Regions from separate parts of the Homo sapiens genome. Here region 2 is linked to region 1. The links are chromatin loops, found by intact Hi-C in ENCODE. Cell type or tissue: dorsolateral prefrontal cortex. All regions are shown on one strand. Each heading gives the region's core, and the rest is flanking DNA. Links, peaks and the distances in the headings are about the cores only.

Evidence for each region. Peaks named below come from ENCODE experiments on the same cell type or tissue, not always from the same donor. Only the 100,000 strongest peaks of a DNase experiment are listed, where the experiment ranks them.
Region 2: a loop joins it to region 1, with 9 times the contacts of the local background. A loop is called at or near these places in 80 of 110 quality-filtered maps.

The regions. Positions count from the first base shown.
Region 1 is chr10:98,306,432-98,314,426 of GRCh38, reverse strand. No RefSeq gene overlaps it. Among named protein-coding and RNA genes, the nearest start is that of LOXL4, 42 kb to the right of the region's middle. In dorsolateral prefrontal cortex, for the core only: CTCF peaks have their summits at 4,469 and 4,669 (motif pointing right); DNase peaks (open chromatin) are centred at 4,676 and 5,046; H3K4me3 peaks cover 501 bases; H3K27ac peaks cover 1,554 bases.
Region 2 is chr10:98,166,467-98,174,461 of GRCh38, reverse strand. The region is part of intron 4 of R3HCC1L (R3H domain and coiled-coil containing 1 like); the gene reads right to left. Among named protein-coding and RNA genes, the nearest start is that of R3HCC1L, 36 kb to the right of the region's middle. RefSeq lists enhancers at 694-1,195, 3,811-3,860. In dorsolateral prefrontal cortex, for the core only: a CTCF peak has its summit at 3,748 (motif pointing left); a DNase peak (open chromatin) is centred at 3,791.

The DNA.
Region 1 (7,995 bases), core at 1,990-6,989:
CAGTCCCCTGTTGGAAATTGTGCTATTGCATATGTTATGAAAGCTGTGGCCATGTTTGTGTGCCCCAAACACTCGTATGCTGACCCAAGGGATCTCTTTAGCGAAAAGGCTGAAAGCCCTGAGTAATCCCCAATTTTGAAAGACGCCCTTTTAAGTAAGCTACCAAAGCTAAACCCAAGCATCCGCAGATGCATCTTCTGTCCGAGAGAGCAAAGAGCAAGAAGTAATGACATCCCCAAACGATTTATTCTAAAAGAAGAGAACATGTCCATTAGCCTCCCAGGCCCACCATGGAGCTGCCCCCAGGCTGCCGTATCCCATAATGTGTTCCATGGAATATTATGAGGATGTTAGTAAATACTCCACCAGGGGCAAGAGGACATAGGAGGAGGGAGCTCCACTGTTGGATAAGTTCGGGAAACTCTAAAGAAAGATAAACAAATGTCCTTCCTTCTTAAGTCTTTGAAAATGCCAATGTGGATGGGCTACAGGAGAAGGTTCCAGAACTCAATGCTTCATAAACACGTTTGATGGCCCCTGCCAGAGAATTCTTTGTTCTTCCATCTCGGTGGCATGGGGCTGCTGTGTGGTGAGGCCAGAAATGCCAGTGTCGCTGTCCAGGGAGTTCCATAACTGCAGGGACCTGCCCATTCAGCTTTGCTTCCCCAAAGCACCTGGCACAGCACCTGGCTTATAGGAGGCAGTCATAAATGTTCATTGGATTTAATTGAATTCTACAGGCCCTTTAATGGGCATTTGTCAGCAGCTTTCCAAGGTCTTTGTCCTTGGAATTCTAGAAACAGATTTTAACACTCCCAAGTGTCCCTGAGTTCTTGGAACAGCTTCCACCTTGGCCTCAATTAAATGTAGCTTAAAGTCCTGTCTAGGACGTCACTGGCTTCTGAGAACTACTCCCTGGAATTGGTGGCCCTCACCCTTACAGGGAAGGGAGAAGCAATCCGCTCCACAGGGGTTTAAGAACCAGCTTCTCCCTTCCCTAGAGTGACTCAGCCAAATCACAGACTCCGTTTTCACATCTGAAAATAAGTTCGATTAATTCCTAGGCTCACACTGAGGATTTAACTAGCTAACAGAAGTGATGGATCCTGCAAATAGTAAGTGCTTCCTCACTAGTAATTCCTTCCCTTGTTATAGTTCCAAAATCCTGAACAAGGTAGAGACAAGTTCAACCCAAAAGGCTGGAGAGGGGCCCTTGCAGATGGGAAAAATGCAAACTTTTAACGGACAGTTATGACAAGTGCCAAGGAAGGGCTCATAAATGTGAAATCCACAAACAGCGAAGCTATACATATCTTCAGAATCCCAAGGTGAATTCCTGGCTGAGCAAGCCCAGCCTACAGAGGTCCTCTACTTGAGGGAAGGCATTTGCACTTAGTAAAAACCACAGAATGCCTAGTACTTAGCCTGAGGTTTTAGCAAATAATTTATGACCCTACCGCCAAACTCTGCTTCCCATTCTAAGCACTTACGCCTGTGCTGTGTAGCCACAGCTCATGGCCAGCAGGGTGTGGTGGACTGCGGAGGGCCAGAGGAGTGGGCCACACACCTGGGCTGGGGCCCAACTTGGCCACTTATAGCCATGGGATTTGGGACAAGCTAATGTCTCTGAGCGTCAATTTTCCCGCCTGTACAATGGGAATCATGATGCCTTCCCGCTGAGAATGCCATAAAGATGAAGTGAGCTCAAGTGCAATGAAAGGACTTTATAAACCAACAAGAGGTTCTGCCATTCAGAGAGAAGCTGTCATAGTGCTCTTTCTTGGAAGAAGCCCAGTGATGCGCCCAGGGCATCCAATGTGCCCCATGGACTCCCCAGTGGGAGGAGGCTCATCTCTCTGGAATGGAGCTTGCAGTATCAGCCATGCCACAAGTGGGAAGAGGGAGAAACAGGTCTGGTCTTCGGCATTACTAATCTTGCTGCTCTTCTGTTCCTGTCAGCAAGCAACCTACAGGATTCTTGGGAGGTGAGCTGTGTGGGTGCTTGTGGCTTAACCTACATCCCATCACCCAGGCACCCATATGCACCAGTTTACCTGGTTTCCACGTGTTGTCCCTATGTATTTATAAACAAAACTCCCTTTTACTCTCAGAAGTGTCCCAGGTTGGATAACTCACACGGTACTCCCTGATTTAGGACATTTTCCTGGAGCCACAACCAAGGAAATGGAATCCCTTACCAATCCCACTCCCCACGTGTAAACGATAAGACACCACACCTGGGCGCCCCTTGGAGACCTGAGAGTCAACTTGCTTGCTTTATAGTTGAATAAACTAAGGCAGAAAGAGGGCTCAGGTGCTGTTCCCGAGTTCACTCTGATGGGGATCTCCAAAAATCAAGTCTCCCAAGTTCTAGGCCGGTGGTGTTTTTCTCCTGTTTCCTGTCCAGTGAGAGATGCAAGGAAGAGGGTCGGGAGCCACACCTAACACTGTGATGCTGATGGAGGCACCAGGAACCCTAGACCCTGCCTTGAGCCAGTCGTTGCCCTATTAGGTTATCAATAAATGAGGGTGTAGGCTGGCTTGCTAAAGCCTCCTTGTGTCAGGCTGGAGTGCAGTAGCACGATCTCAGCTCACTGCAACCTCCGCCTTCTGGGTTCAAGCGATTCTCCTGCCTCAGCCTCCCGAGTAGCTGGGATTACAAGTGCCTGCCACCACGTCTGGCTGATTTTTGTATTTTTAGTAGAGACAGGGTTTCACCATGCTGGCCATGCTGGTCTCGAACTCCTGACCTCAAGTGATCCACCTGCCTTAGCCTCCAAAAGGGCTGGGAAGGGATGAGCCACTGCACCCAGCCAAAAGCCTCTTTGTGTTCTGATTCACTATTCCCCCTTGCTGGGGACTGGCTGGCAGTTTCCTCCTGGGGACATGACTTGAGGGCAGGCGTGGAGGGTCACAGCACAGGAGATGGGCCAAGGGTTATTCCTCCAAGCAGAGCCCAGGGACACATCTCTCTCAGCTAGGTGCCTCACCAGCAGGACATTCAGGTGCAGTGATGGGCACAGACCAGCGAGTGTGCAGTGGAGGATGTGGGAAAGGCTCCAGCAATGAATGCCGAGGCCGAGGCCTGTCCTGAACCCTGGAGGGAGGCCAGCGTGGTCTGTTTCATCTGGTGCTCCTGACAAAACCCTTCCCAGGGCAAGGACTCTCTGAGTCCCCCCAGAGCCTGGCAAGGGAGGTGGTCTTGGCCCTACCCTGACAACAAAAATTATCTTGGAGAACCTCTGCCATTCCCTGGTGTGCTGAGAAATTCTGAACTGGAACGTCTTGTCCATCCAACATAGGCACGTCCCAGTTCCCCCGTGGAGCCACCTTCATATTCAGTTCCACAAGGGAGCGTGCACGGTGTGCGGGGCACCTTGCCAGGCTTTGAAATGAGCAGGACCCAGCCCCTGACTCTCAGGAGTCCTGTTCTAATAGAAGGGTCGAGGCAAACGCATTCTCCAGAGAAGGACAACGCCAGGCAGGGGAGAAAAAAAAATGCCAGCGAGACACTTTTAAAAGAGGGAAAGTCTGCATGTGCAAAACCATTCTTTGAAATGATGCATTTGGTTATGTGCATATTTGTTATGCATTTGGTTATGTGCATATTTGTTAATCTAGCTCCGTGATTTTTAAGTGTCTTAAACCACAGATTTTTTTTCCAAATAAAATCTTTCCTGAAACCCCCAGTGTGTTATAACAAGACAATGAAGCTGGGAGAAAGGTAAATGCAGAGTTCCTGGGGTGAAAGGAGAAGTTGGATGCCATCACCTGGACAGCCCCTAGACTCAGACTGACAGCCACCAGTCTGTATAATGATGAATCATGCAGCTGCTAAATTACTACCATAAGGATTATGGATCAGCAGGAAAAAAACATTGTACAGTGATGAAAAACCAAGAACAAAAGGCCAGGTGCACCATGGCTCCTACTGAGGAATAACAGGTGTGAGTAGTAGGCTTTGTGGCTGGTTTTCTTTTTTTTTCTGAGATGTGGTCTCGCTATTTTGCCCAGGCTGGTCTTGAACTCCTGGGCTCAAGCCATCCTCCCACCTCAGCCTCCCAAAGTACTGGGATTACAGGCGTGAGCCACCATGCCTGGCCTGCTTGGTGGTTGATTTTCACATTAAAAAATTGTATGTCACTGTTAATTGTGTCTCACAGGGAGGAGGGAGTGAGTACCTGTTCCCTGTTAGGGGGAGTGCTGGAGGCTGGAACCAGCATTTCAGATAAAGGGAGGCATCCAGCAGAGATCTGGGAACTGTCACGTCCTGAGGGCTAAATAGAGGCATAGAAGATGAGGAGGGAAATTGGGAGGAAAGAAACTGGGAGGGAACCAGAGCATAGAAGGGCACCCCATCACTCAGCGTCTTTTTGTGATTTCCAGGCAGCAGAGAGCTGTGTTTCTGAGCAGAGGAGTCACTCGTGGAGCTGCCTTTGTTCCTTGTTAGAAAGAGGTTCAAGGGTGGCCCCCAAGTGTGGTCCCTTGGCAAAGGAGCTCTCCCAGTTCCCCTCCCCCCAGGGCAGATTTGATTCTGTCTCTCTCATCCAGGAGCCACGGCCTGGGATGCCCTTGCCAGGGTCATTGCCAAGCCCAGTTTTCCCAGACTGGGCTCGCAGGCCCTGGAGGCCCTGGGAAGCCGCCTAGCAAAGGCTGGTTCAGGGGTGGCCATAAGAGGGCGGAAGAGGGCTGGGAACGGGCGGCCGCAGCTTACGCCTCCATCCCACTCCCTCTTCTTATCCAACCTTGTGTTTCAGATCAGGAAATTGAGAGCCAAACAACCCAAGGTCACATGGCAGATTTACAGAGAGCAGGGATTGGAGCTCAGCCTCCACACTCCGGGTCCGGGACTGCCGCCGTGCTCATCACCCTGCCTCCTTTTCCCTAACACCCTCCCATCTGCACACTCTGAGATGCTCCCTGAAAGCTGAGCTCCCCTCCCGACCATGTGAGAGACCCCACAGGCATGCGCTTGCTCACAATCCATTGCCAATGCCTGCTCCCAAGACTGCAGCTGCCAGTGAGATACGACTTGTGATTTAACGAGCTCAGTCCTTCCCGAGGCTTGATGGGTACTGTCTCACCACTCCCAGGATCTCTTGGCAGCAAAAACCCCTTTCCACACAGGGGCCCTGCTTTAAGCTGCATCCCCACAGACTGTCTTTTCGGGTGCCTCACCCTCACCTCCTGCTTAGACACGGCCACTCCCCAGCAAGGACTGTCAGAGCTGGGGGCCTCTGAGTAGCTCACCTACAGGTTTTCCAACTGAGCCTAGAGGAGATGCCGGGGCGCTGCAGGGAGGGTGAGGTGAGGTATCTGCAGGAGTTGGGGCAAAGAATGACCTTTGCTTCTGCTAGAGAAGCTTAGCTATCCATCTGTTTCATGTTACAGAGTTCCATGTATGCTTTCATTTGAACAAAGGATTCTCACTGTAAAAACATCTCCAAGCCCCTGAAATGAGCTCAAGCCCCCAGCAGGGCCTGCCTCCCCCTGCGCCGCCGGTCTTAACAGTCTATCAGCGAGACAGACCCATCCTCTCTCCCTTGTTGTCACCTTGTGGATATTTATAGCATTACCGTGTCCACCAGAGAGCGTAATGGGCTTTTTAGGCTAAACCAATTAAACTCTCCTCCCGTAAGTCATGTCTCCTGGATGGCTTCTCTGCCCTGCTCTGAGCTTGTTCTATCTTCATTATCTCGGCTCTTCATGGCAGGGGGAGGACACGGCCAGAGAGTTCACACACTGGTTCCTGGGGGATCTCTGCATCTCTTTCCGGCCCTGGCTGCATCTTGCCAACCACCACCTCTCATTCCTCGGGCTGTGTAGACATGATCCAGACCTGGGCAGTGCAGTCAACCCCCTTGTATACTGGGAAGCAGAATATACTCAAGAGGAGGTAGTCGGTCTTTCCCTCCTTTTTTTCTTTGCCCTTCCAAATATCAAGCAATATCAGCAACAATCTACAAATAGCAAGCATCTAAGCCTATGCAAAACCCACTGGGCTGGGCACCACGAGGCTGTCACCTGCAGAGATGGCTGAGTTCCGATGTACCCCCAGGCGCCTACAGTCGGTGGAAGCTGGCGTGGTGAAACATTTCCCAGTGTGCTATTTGTGATCCTCACGGGCTCCTGAAGATATTGCAAGCATCTGCGTGCTTCAAGGCAATGATAGTATGTTTCATTTATTTTCTAAATCAATAATAAAATAGTTACTTTTCTAAATGGAAGGGCGTGAGTGCTCTGAAGGCATGCCAGGAGAGCACACCTTCCCTGGGAGTGGAGATCAATTTGGCTGTGACTCAGTCTCCAGGCCGTTGGCTCAGCACTCAGCCGAACACCACTAACCATCCTGGTGGGTTTCACTATCATGCAGCATTAAATTCTTTTTATGTTTAGTCATACTCAGTTTAATTTACACCCAGGATGGATGGACCATTGGTTTAAGACAAGAAGCATAAGGAACACTGAGAAGGAAATACACTATCAAGTTAATAAGGAACATAAAAAATAGAATAATTCTAAAAATGTTTCTAGTACCCCATAAACCAATGCTAAAAAGAGAAAACACACTGACAATTATGGCCAATTTGGCATTTTTATTTATTAAGAATAAAGATGATCCAGTCCTGTAATGTATTTTTGAGAAGTGCTAACAAATAGCAGTTTCTGACCTGGCGAGGTGGCTCACGCCTGTAATCCCAACACTTTGGGAGGCCACGGTGGGTGGATCACCTGAGGTCAGGAGTTCGAGACCAGCCTGGCCAACATGGTGAAACCCCATCTCTACTAAAAATACAAAAATTAGTTGGGTGTGGTGGCATGCGCCTGTAATCCCGGCTACTCAGGAAGCTGGGGCACAAGAATCGCTTGAACCTAGGAGGCAGAGGTTGCAGTGAGCCAAGATCACGCCACTGCACTCCAACCTGGGACACAGTGAGACTCTGTCTCAAATCAAAACAAAACAAAACAAAAAAATAGTGGTTTCATACCCTTAATCTCAATATCCAGTGGGAGAAAATCCTTTACATCAAAAAAAAAAAATCTTGCTTTTTGAAATACAAAATTTTCATTAAGTTCAAATATGAGGTCCTAAAAAACATTGTTATGCTGCAAGTTATAATTACAACATTCATTTTAAAATACATTTGGTCCTCAAATGAAACATATATCAAATTAAAATTTGTCAACAAATCACTTTTTTGCATGATTAAATTAAATAGCATTTATCACCTCCTCAGTGATGAAAATGCCCAAATTCGTCTCTATACATTATGGTTATAATTAAAGAGTGATTAAAATATACCTTAAAATATAATTGATCATAATATACTGATCTAAAATGAAACTATTACATTTAAAAATCACTCTATTTCATACCACAAAAAATACAAAATGGTTTTTAAAAGTTTATTAGGGTTGTTCTCTAAATCTTTCTGGTTTTCCTCTTTCTGGGTTCGTGGCAGATTTGTACTTTTTGGGGCCCCTGTGGTGGATCAAGTTTGCGTGGCTACTTATGTCCAGTGACTCGTGAGTGGAAGGTTCTGGGCCCTCCAGAGCTCCTCTTCCCTCTGGCATGGTGATTGGCAACATTACAAATCGTGGCTCTTCCTGCAGCCCAGATCCCTGAGCTGCTGTGATGAACACAGCTCTCTTATTGAGCTGTCATGGACATGTCGACTGAGTAAGAAAGAAAACCGTGGTTTTTAAGCCACTGAGATTGGGGGCTGTTTGTTACTGTATCTTAACCAAGCCTATCCTGACTGATACAATTCCCAAGTAAGAATATGTGAGATTATCCATCTGTTTACTTCTAGTAATAGATCATCTCTGTCTCCAGGAATGACAGTGTGGTGGAACAAGCTTGAGCCTTAGAGATAAACACACCCAAGCTTGGGCTTTGGAGATAAACACACCCATGTTTGAATCCTGGACTAGCCACTTACTAGCTGTGTGGCTTGGGCAAGTTAGCCTCTCTGAACTTAATTTACCCACTGA
Region 2 (7,995 bases), core at 1,156-6,155, 140 kb after region 1:
GCTGCTTTTATCCCTGGGAATACAATAAATATTCACAGAAAAATTAATGTAAGAACTGATTTTAAATTACTTTAGATCTTATACTAATTTTAAATTAATTCAATAACTTCCTGGAAGTTTATTTTGTACTTTGAGAAACGGAGGCAACGGGCACTAGAATTTGTTCCCTGAGATCTCAGCCCAATTCATCTTCGTATCTCCAGAGCTGAATACAATGCCCGACACATGAAAAACATTAAAACACTTAAATAGTTAACTAAATTTCACTTTCTAAGGCCACAGAGTAAGAAATGGAATCCTGAAGTTCTAGTCCAATTCTCCCAAGATTGTATTAGTACTTTGAAATGTTCTCTAATTTCTCATATTTGTTCACATATTCTCCCTGAATATACTACAAGTATAGCAAACATAAAAGTTGTTCTATCTCCTCTTTTTAAAGCTCAAAAAGCAACCATTACAGTATTGAGTGCAGGCATAGCAGGTGGGCAATATTCCTATCAGATTTCTTAAAAAGCAACATACACGCAGCTCACAGACACTTCTCTGCCCCATGTAAAAACACGTTAGATACTCTTCCTATTGGGAAGATTTATTTTTCATCATCTTTGGCACAAGTTCTAGAATGCTATCTGCCAGGCCCCATGCCCCAATAAATATGCATCCACAAGCAATTATGGAGATAGATAGCTTATGGGGAGGGGGCACTATTTGGTCAGGTCCCAATGCTAACCTGTGGTTAGGGGGAAAAAAGAGTAGGGGGAGGGGTGTGGCCCTGTGATTAATCACTGCCCACTCTGCTTAGGGGTATTTATCACAGCCCGCTGTCAGGTAAATCACTGGAAAAACACCTCTTCAGTAATTAATGCGAAGTGACGGATGGACAGCCCCTGGGCCCATTAATCAGGAACATCAGCAGCCTACTGAGATTATGAATGTCAGGATGCATAAACTGCCGGTGGATCAATAGGCCCAGGAATTCATCCAAGGCTCTCATTTCCGAAGCATCTCCGGTACATTAGGCTCCCTCTACCCCTCCCCCAGTCTGAAGTGAAAAGCAAGGTTTCAGAACAAAGAGCAGGAGCTGAGGTCTAAAGTGATCAGTGAGAGAAAGCAGTCAAGGAAGCTGGCTATGGCTAGGGATGGTACCAGGACAGGCAACATGAGCACAGAGCTACACTAAGAGGCTCTCTCAGAAGGCTCAATGTTCCTGCAAAAGAACCAGGAAGACATGGTACACAACCAATTATTCAGAGCCTAACTGTCCATTTTAGGGATCATCCATTTTCTTGCTTCGAATTTTTTACCCATTTCCCCATCTACATTTTCTTTCCTTTCATATTAGCACCACCAAAGAGAGAAGAAAGAAATAAGAGAATGAAAATTCCATTTCTGCAACCTAACAATCTAGGTAAAAATTTTGATTTAAGAAAAACAAGAATTTATATAAAATGAAATCAGTAAATTACCTTTACCTCATCCCTAAGTACCACAATGACAGAATTACTGTAAGTACCCAGAGTGTTAAGCAAAAAAATTCCCCACCGAAAGGGTCTGCTCAACTTGTAAAATTTTTAGTCTGGAGCTGAAAGACTATTTCTGTCTACTTGTCATCCCAAGTTTAGTCAAATTTTGTATGGGAAGTAAGCTTGGGCTACAGCCTCATACTGAATACATACTAGGCTGGCAGTGACGGGAAGGAGACTGCACTTGCTGCCACATCCCGCCAAACCCCAGTGCTGTGCTTTGTGGTCAGACTCAGGCCAGGGCTGCAATTGTTGGTTAGAAAGTATTTCAGAGTTACGGCTGCCTGTTCCGCTAAATCTCATTTCATCCTACTGATGGATGGATGGACAGATGGCTGCCTGGTGAAAGCAGCATTATCAGCCAGCTTCTATGGAGCCTCCAGATGATGGATAGCCCTCTTTCTACTTTCTCCAAACCACCATCGATCCAAGCCATATTTCAGCGGTCAGAAGCCCAGTAATATTAAGACACACAATCAAGTTAAGTTACTTGCAGTGTAAACCTCTAGAACAGAAATCCTAACACCTCAGCTTTGCTGTCATGAACCACGCTAAAAATGTTACAGTTTCATTCTTTCTAGCTGCTAACCCAATGAATTCCAACAGCTCAAGCCCAAAGGGAATAGCTGGGCTCCATTCCTAGCAGCTACTTGAAAAGCTAGTTTGCCTGCCAAATTTTTTACTAGCCAGTTCATTTCTGTGAAATGAACTCTGCAGCAGTAGTGAGCGGATCTGTGAATACGTGTATATCCCGTGGAGTGTAAAGCTATTAGAATCATCAAACAACCTAGAGTTTGTCAGTGATATAATCACTAGCCTCAAACATGTGTAGAGCCTTAGACATACCAAATAGACCTTTTCTACCAACACCAAGGATAGCGATTAAAACTAGGACAGATTAAAATTATCTTTTGAACATAATCCTAAAATGTTGTTTCTACCCAGTCAGCCTGACTGGCTTCTACTCTCTTGCATACATATTAAACATAATAGTAAGTACTAATCCTTGCCTGCTTTCACAAGCACACTTCTGAGTCCATTTGCTCTATCACATTCTAGACACTCATCTCAGCTTGTCTACCGTGCCTTTCCTTGTTCCTTCCATCTTATCATCCTGAGCTCTCAGACAGCAACTTGGACTTGTATAATCGAATGTTGTGTCAAAGTTATTTCCACTGGTGTGGCTGGAAGAAATGGATTCTGACTCCAGCTTCATGACATAGGTTCCCAGAACCTACATGCTCTCTTTTGCTAAGCTTACTTATCCCCAAATGACTTCTTCTCATAATGTTTCACTATTAACTATACCCGAAATCAGCTTGGCCTGGCTCCTCCTAGTCTTGGCCCCTCTTGATTGAACCACTGCTATCCTGAGCCTATATTCACAGAGAATTAGTTTGTATTTGTTTATGGGGCCAAAAAAATGCCACGGTGGAGCAGTAACTGTCTTTCTATTTGATGTCATGATAGTTTACTTCTTTAATATCTATGCCTTAACAACATCTAGAGCTCTGTTTCTATCAAAAAAGAACATGCTATTGTTTAAAGATACTACTTTATTAAAGTGTTGTATTAAGAATAGCACTGCCCTTCAAATAAACATTAAAGAATTTTTACAGAGCCTTGGAATTAGACTTACCGAAAGGGATTGTATAGGTCAGAATTCAACATCCTAGTTTTTCAGATAAAGATACTGAGAATTCAAAATTGTAATGTCTGTGGTTACACAGATATTAAGTGGCAATGCAAGACTGGAACCTTGGTTACAATTATAAGGGCTGTGCTCACGCTACTATATTTCTCAGACATTCTGTTTTCATCCTTGGAATTTCAGAGAGAGTGAAGGCAATGAGGGTTAAGTGTTGTGTGCATGCCTATGTGTTTTGGGGAAGGAAGGTGGCCACAAATAATTAAGTGTGGTGACCTATATACTATTGTGCTTCCCATCAAGGTTGCCCATAGGTCATCTGAAAGCTATTCACTATCTTACAGAACAAAATTGGATGAATAGCTGACAATTAGATACCTCTATTCCTTTCTTCTCCTTTCTTTAGTATCTGCCCCAGCCCTACCCAGAAAGTTTTAGAAAGATAATAAGTGAAAGCAGAATCAGAGAGCAAGAGGCTCTATGACTTAACCTAAATGAACAGAGGGTCAATGTGTCCTCTTCATTTCCAAGAATGCCACATTCTGGTCAAATACAGAGCACAACTTCAATGACTGGACTTCACCCTCTGGTGGCCAAAATGTGTCACTACTACATTTCCCAGTTTCTAAGCCACCTGCATACCTATCTTCAAATCTTATAGCTGAAGCCAGGCACAGTGGCTCACGCAGGCAATCCCAGCACTCTGGGAAGCCGAGGTGGGAGTACTGCCTGAGGCCAGGAGTTCAAGACCAGCCTGGGCAACTTAGCAAGACTCTGTCTCTAAAAAATTAAAACAAGATAAAAAATTAGCTGGGAACGGTAGCACATACCTGTAACCCTCACTACTTGGAAGGCTGAGAGGGAGGGAGACTGCTTGAGCCCATGAATTTGAGGGTGCAGTGAACTATGATTGTGACACTGTACTCCAGCCTGGGTGACAGAGCAAGACCCAGTCTCAAAACAAACCAACAAAAAGCTTATAGCTGAAAAGAGCCTTTGAAAATCATCTGGTTGAGGGATTTATCTAAGACTATTAGAGTGGTAGTAACTAAGACCAGAACCCAGATTGTCTATCAACTAAACTAGCAGTTTTACCACCATTATAGCAGTATTATCAGTTTTCCACCGAGTATATGCTCACAATATATGCTGAGCAAAGTTTAATCAGGAAGTTAATTGTGCTGAAGAAATAATCACATAATGCACATCAAATCCAAATATATTATCCACACTAATACTCATTACCATTAAGGATAAATGATCAGGGTGATTTTTCCATCCCATTCCCCCAAAAATGTGCCTCATACACTGGACAAGACTTCTACTGTGACTATTCTTGGCACAAGAAAAAAACTTCAAACAATTCCCAAAAAAAAGCACTCACTCCAAAAAAAAAAAAAAAAAAAGGTTGTGTTAGGTGAGTAATAAGGAATGACAATTCTTCGAGCTGTTAGTTTTACATATTCCCTAAGCTCATATAAAGGCTGATTTATTTGCATTAAGCAAATACATTTTAGAATAACTAGTTTTGTACACTCATTTGCAAAGCTATCTTAAACCAAGACAAAGATTCTTATCTTTCATTTTAAAAAGTCTTTTTATAGTTTCTACTTAGTTAAGAAAGAACTATTAAGCCATGCCCAAGAGAACAATGACATATTTTTCAAAATCTGCCGCGATGAACCATGTCTAATTGTGTTTTCTGTTTCATTACAGTTTAGGCCCTACAAGCAAAAGTGAAGTAGTGGTAGAGCAGTGATTTAGTAGTAGTAGAGGAAGAGAAAGAAGAATAATCAGCTACCATTTACAGAGTGCTTACTACATGACAGGGACTGTGGTAAACATTGTATATACATTATCTCATTTGGTTCCAACTATAGTACTAAGAGATAGCTATGATTATCCCAATTTTATATAGGAGAAATCTGAAGCTTAAATAACTAAAGATCACACAACTTCTAAGTGTTGGTTAGGATTTCAAAGTCCCTGCACTTAACTACTAGACTAGACTGCCTGATATTCAGCAGAATGGTCTCACAATGATGCATTAGTTTCATAAATATTCACAATTTGCTTAGAATCCATGTAACTGCAAAACAACCAAAAAGAGTTCAAAGACTGCTGCCGTAAAAGGAGAAAACCAAGTAAGATAAGAATGAAAGATCTTTAATGCTTTCATGGCATGCCTATTTCCAATAACCTTCCAGACTTAAAAAGGCTGACAATAATTCACTGTTGTCTCTGAAACTTCCTCATTCACCTTGCCTCACCCTCAAAAGCCATATGGTAAAGAACCTCACCAGGTGTCAGGAGAGGAACACCCTCTCTTCTATTCCGCATAAGAATAATCTCTATACTTCTTCCTACCAACTCCTCCAAGCATTTGAAAATGCTGCCCTTCTCTACTTTCCTTCTCCAGAGGCACATTTCAACATGGGACCACCAACCAGTGAAACTGGTAACACAGTTCTCACCCTGGCAGAAGCTCAAAGTAGAATGTAGAGTATACGTTCAAATCTTGGGTCTAAAACAGAAGAAACCTGTACATCAAATACCAACTGCAGATGGTATTTTCAGATGCAATCTTAAACAGAATATAATACAGTATTTTAATATTAGTCTGCCTCTGCCTTGGACATTTATATTTACTGCCTCTGCCTCTCTGCCTGCAGCTGGACAAAGAATACAGCTTGCACAACTGGAAGAAACATTTCATGAAAAAACTGAGTATCAAGACAACAAAAGATACAAGATACATGATTCCAGTAGGATCTTGGAGGTCCCAAAATATATAAATAAACTGGCATGAAAAGGTCTTTCTCACGACATAACACAATTCATGCCCCCAGCTTATTTTATACTACACTGGCTATAGTCGTCATGCATCAGCACCAACTGATTTCACGCTTTATAGGCTGGGAAACAGTCCGCAGCTTAGTCTTTTTCACACTCCACTGACAAGGTAACCACACAGCTCACCGACTTAACTGCTCCAAGTTTAATGTTAGCACCTATTATTGACCACCTCAAAAGGCAGTCAGATAAAAGCTTTAATATACCGAACAATGGCAATATAATATGTAATACAAAGGTAGAGAGAAAAGTTTGCTTCCTACTCTGCATATGTAACTGGCGGTAGGGGGCAGGGAGAGAAGAAAAAAACTCCCTCTTAAAACTTCTTTCCCTCAATACACATCTGGAGGTTGGTCTGCTTCTACAGTTATTTGAAATTAGTTCCTCTCCTGGGTCTATTCTGGGTTTAACTGACATCCTATAGTTGACAATAAAGGAGCTCAAATGGATAAAGCTTTGGGGGCTTTACCTCAACCTTGACATGCATTAAACTTGATTTCTTTTCCTCTTTAAGATTCACAGAGTAAAGCTAATAAACCACTGGGTAAATTTTGAAAGTAGAAGCCACCAGACTCAATCTCAGCTAAGTGTCATATATGTTATCTCATTTTATCCCAACTACAATACTAAGAGGTAGCTATTATTATCCCAACTTTACAGATGAAAAATCTGAAACTTAAGTTACTTAAGATTACACAGTTTCCAAGTGCTGGATAGGATTTCAAAGTCCGTGGATTGGATTTCAAAGTCCCTGCATCTAACTACTACTGTAAGACTAAAACACATATCTTCTAAAAATTATGTTGGGGTAAAAATGCATAGCCCAGAATGCTAGTCTGGCTACAGCCAAAGGTTCATTGTAGCAAAGCTATTTATTTTGTATGTATGTTTGTAAAAATGCATAGCACAGAACAGTTTAATTTTTAAAATACCAAATCACAGTAACAACAAAAATGAATACTTATAAATGAGGTAGAGTCTGTCTGTTAGAGAAATAGCTACAGCTCCGTATCTATCACCTCCCTCCTTGGAGCTATACCAGCAGGTGTGAAATGTGCCTGGTGAGAAACTGAGAAACCAAAAGCAAGTTTCAGGCAAAGAAAACATTAACAAGTTAATAAATTTAAGAGTTTCTCTTCTATGCAGTTTCAAAGTTTATTCATTAGAGTTCCAAGAATAACAAATAATTACAATACAGTAAAATCTTCAAAGCAACGTTACTTTAAGGAACAGAATGCCTGTACACAGGGCTACAGAAGGCTTTCAAGAAGAATCATGTCCTGAACGAACATGGCTCAGGTATTTAAACTGAATTCTTATCTAGTATTCTTATGATACAAAGAGAAAGATAATTGTTAAAGATGGGTAAAAGCTAACAATAGGCAATGGCATTTTTTTTTTACCATCAAATACTTATTAAGTGCACATATTGTATTGACATCACTGCTGGGGTAGTAGAAATTATAAAGTAGGGGTCAGGCGCGGTGGCTCACGCCTGTAATCCCAGCACTTTGGGAGGCTGAGGTGGGCAGATCAGGAGGTCAGGAGATCGAGACCATCCTGGCTAACACGGTGAAACCCCATTTCTACTAAAAATACAAAAAATTAGCCAGGCATGGTGGCACGCACCTGTAGTCCCAGCTACTCGGGAGGCTGAGGCAGGAGAATCGCTTGAACCTGGGAGGCAGAAGTTGCAGTAAGCCGAGAGAGTAAAAATGAAGCTTCCCCTTAAGATGTCTCTACCTAATTGGAAAGATTGTTTTAATGTTGTTTTAAGGGAATATATGTCTCTAACTACCAAATAAAGAGAAAAGCAGTAAATGATAGAAACCAGAGGAGAAAAATATCACTAAGGGCTTGGAATGGGTGAGGAAAATGTCATAAAGTGGGTGGAACTGAGGCTAGGCCTTTAGAAACAGATTTAGAAGTTCAGACACAGAACTGAGGGGAGATATTACAAGTGGAAAGAAT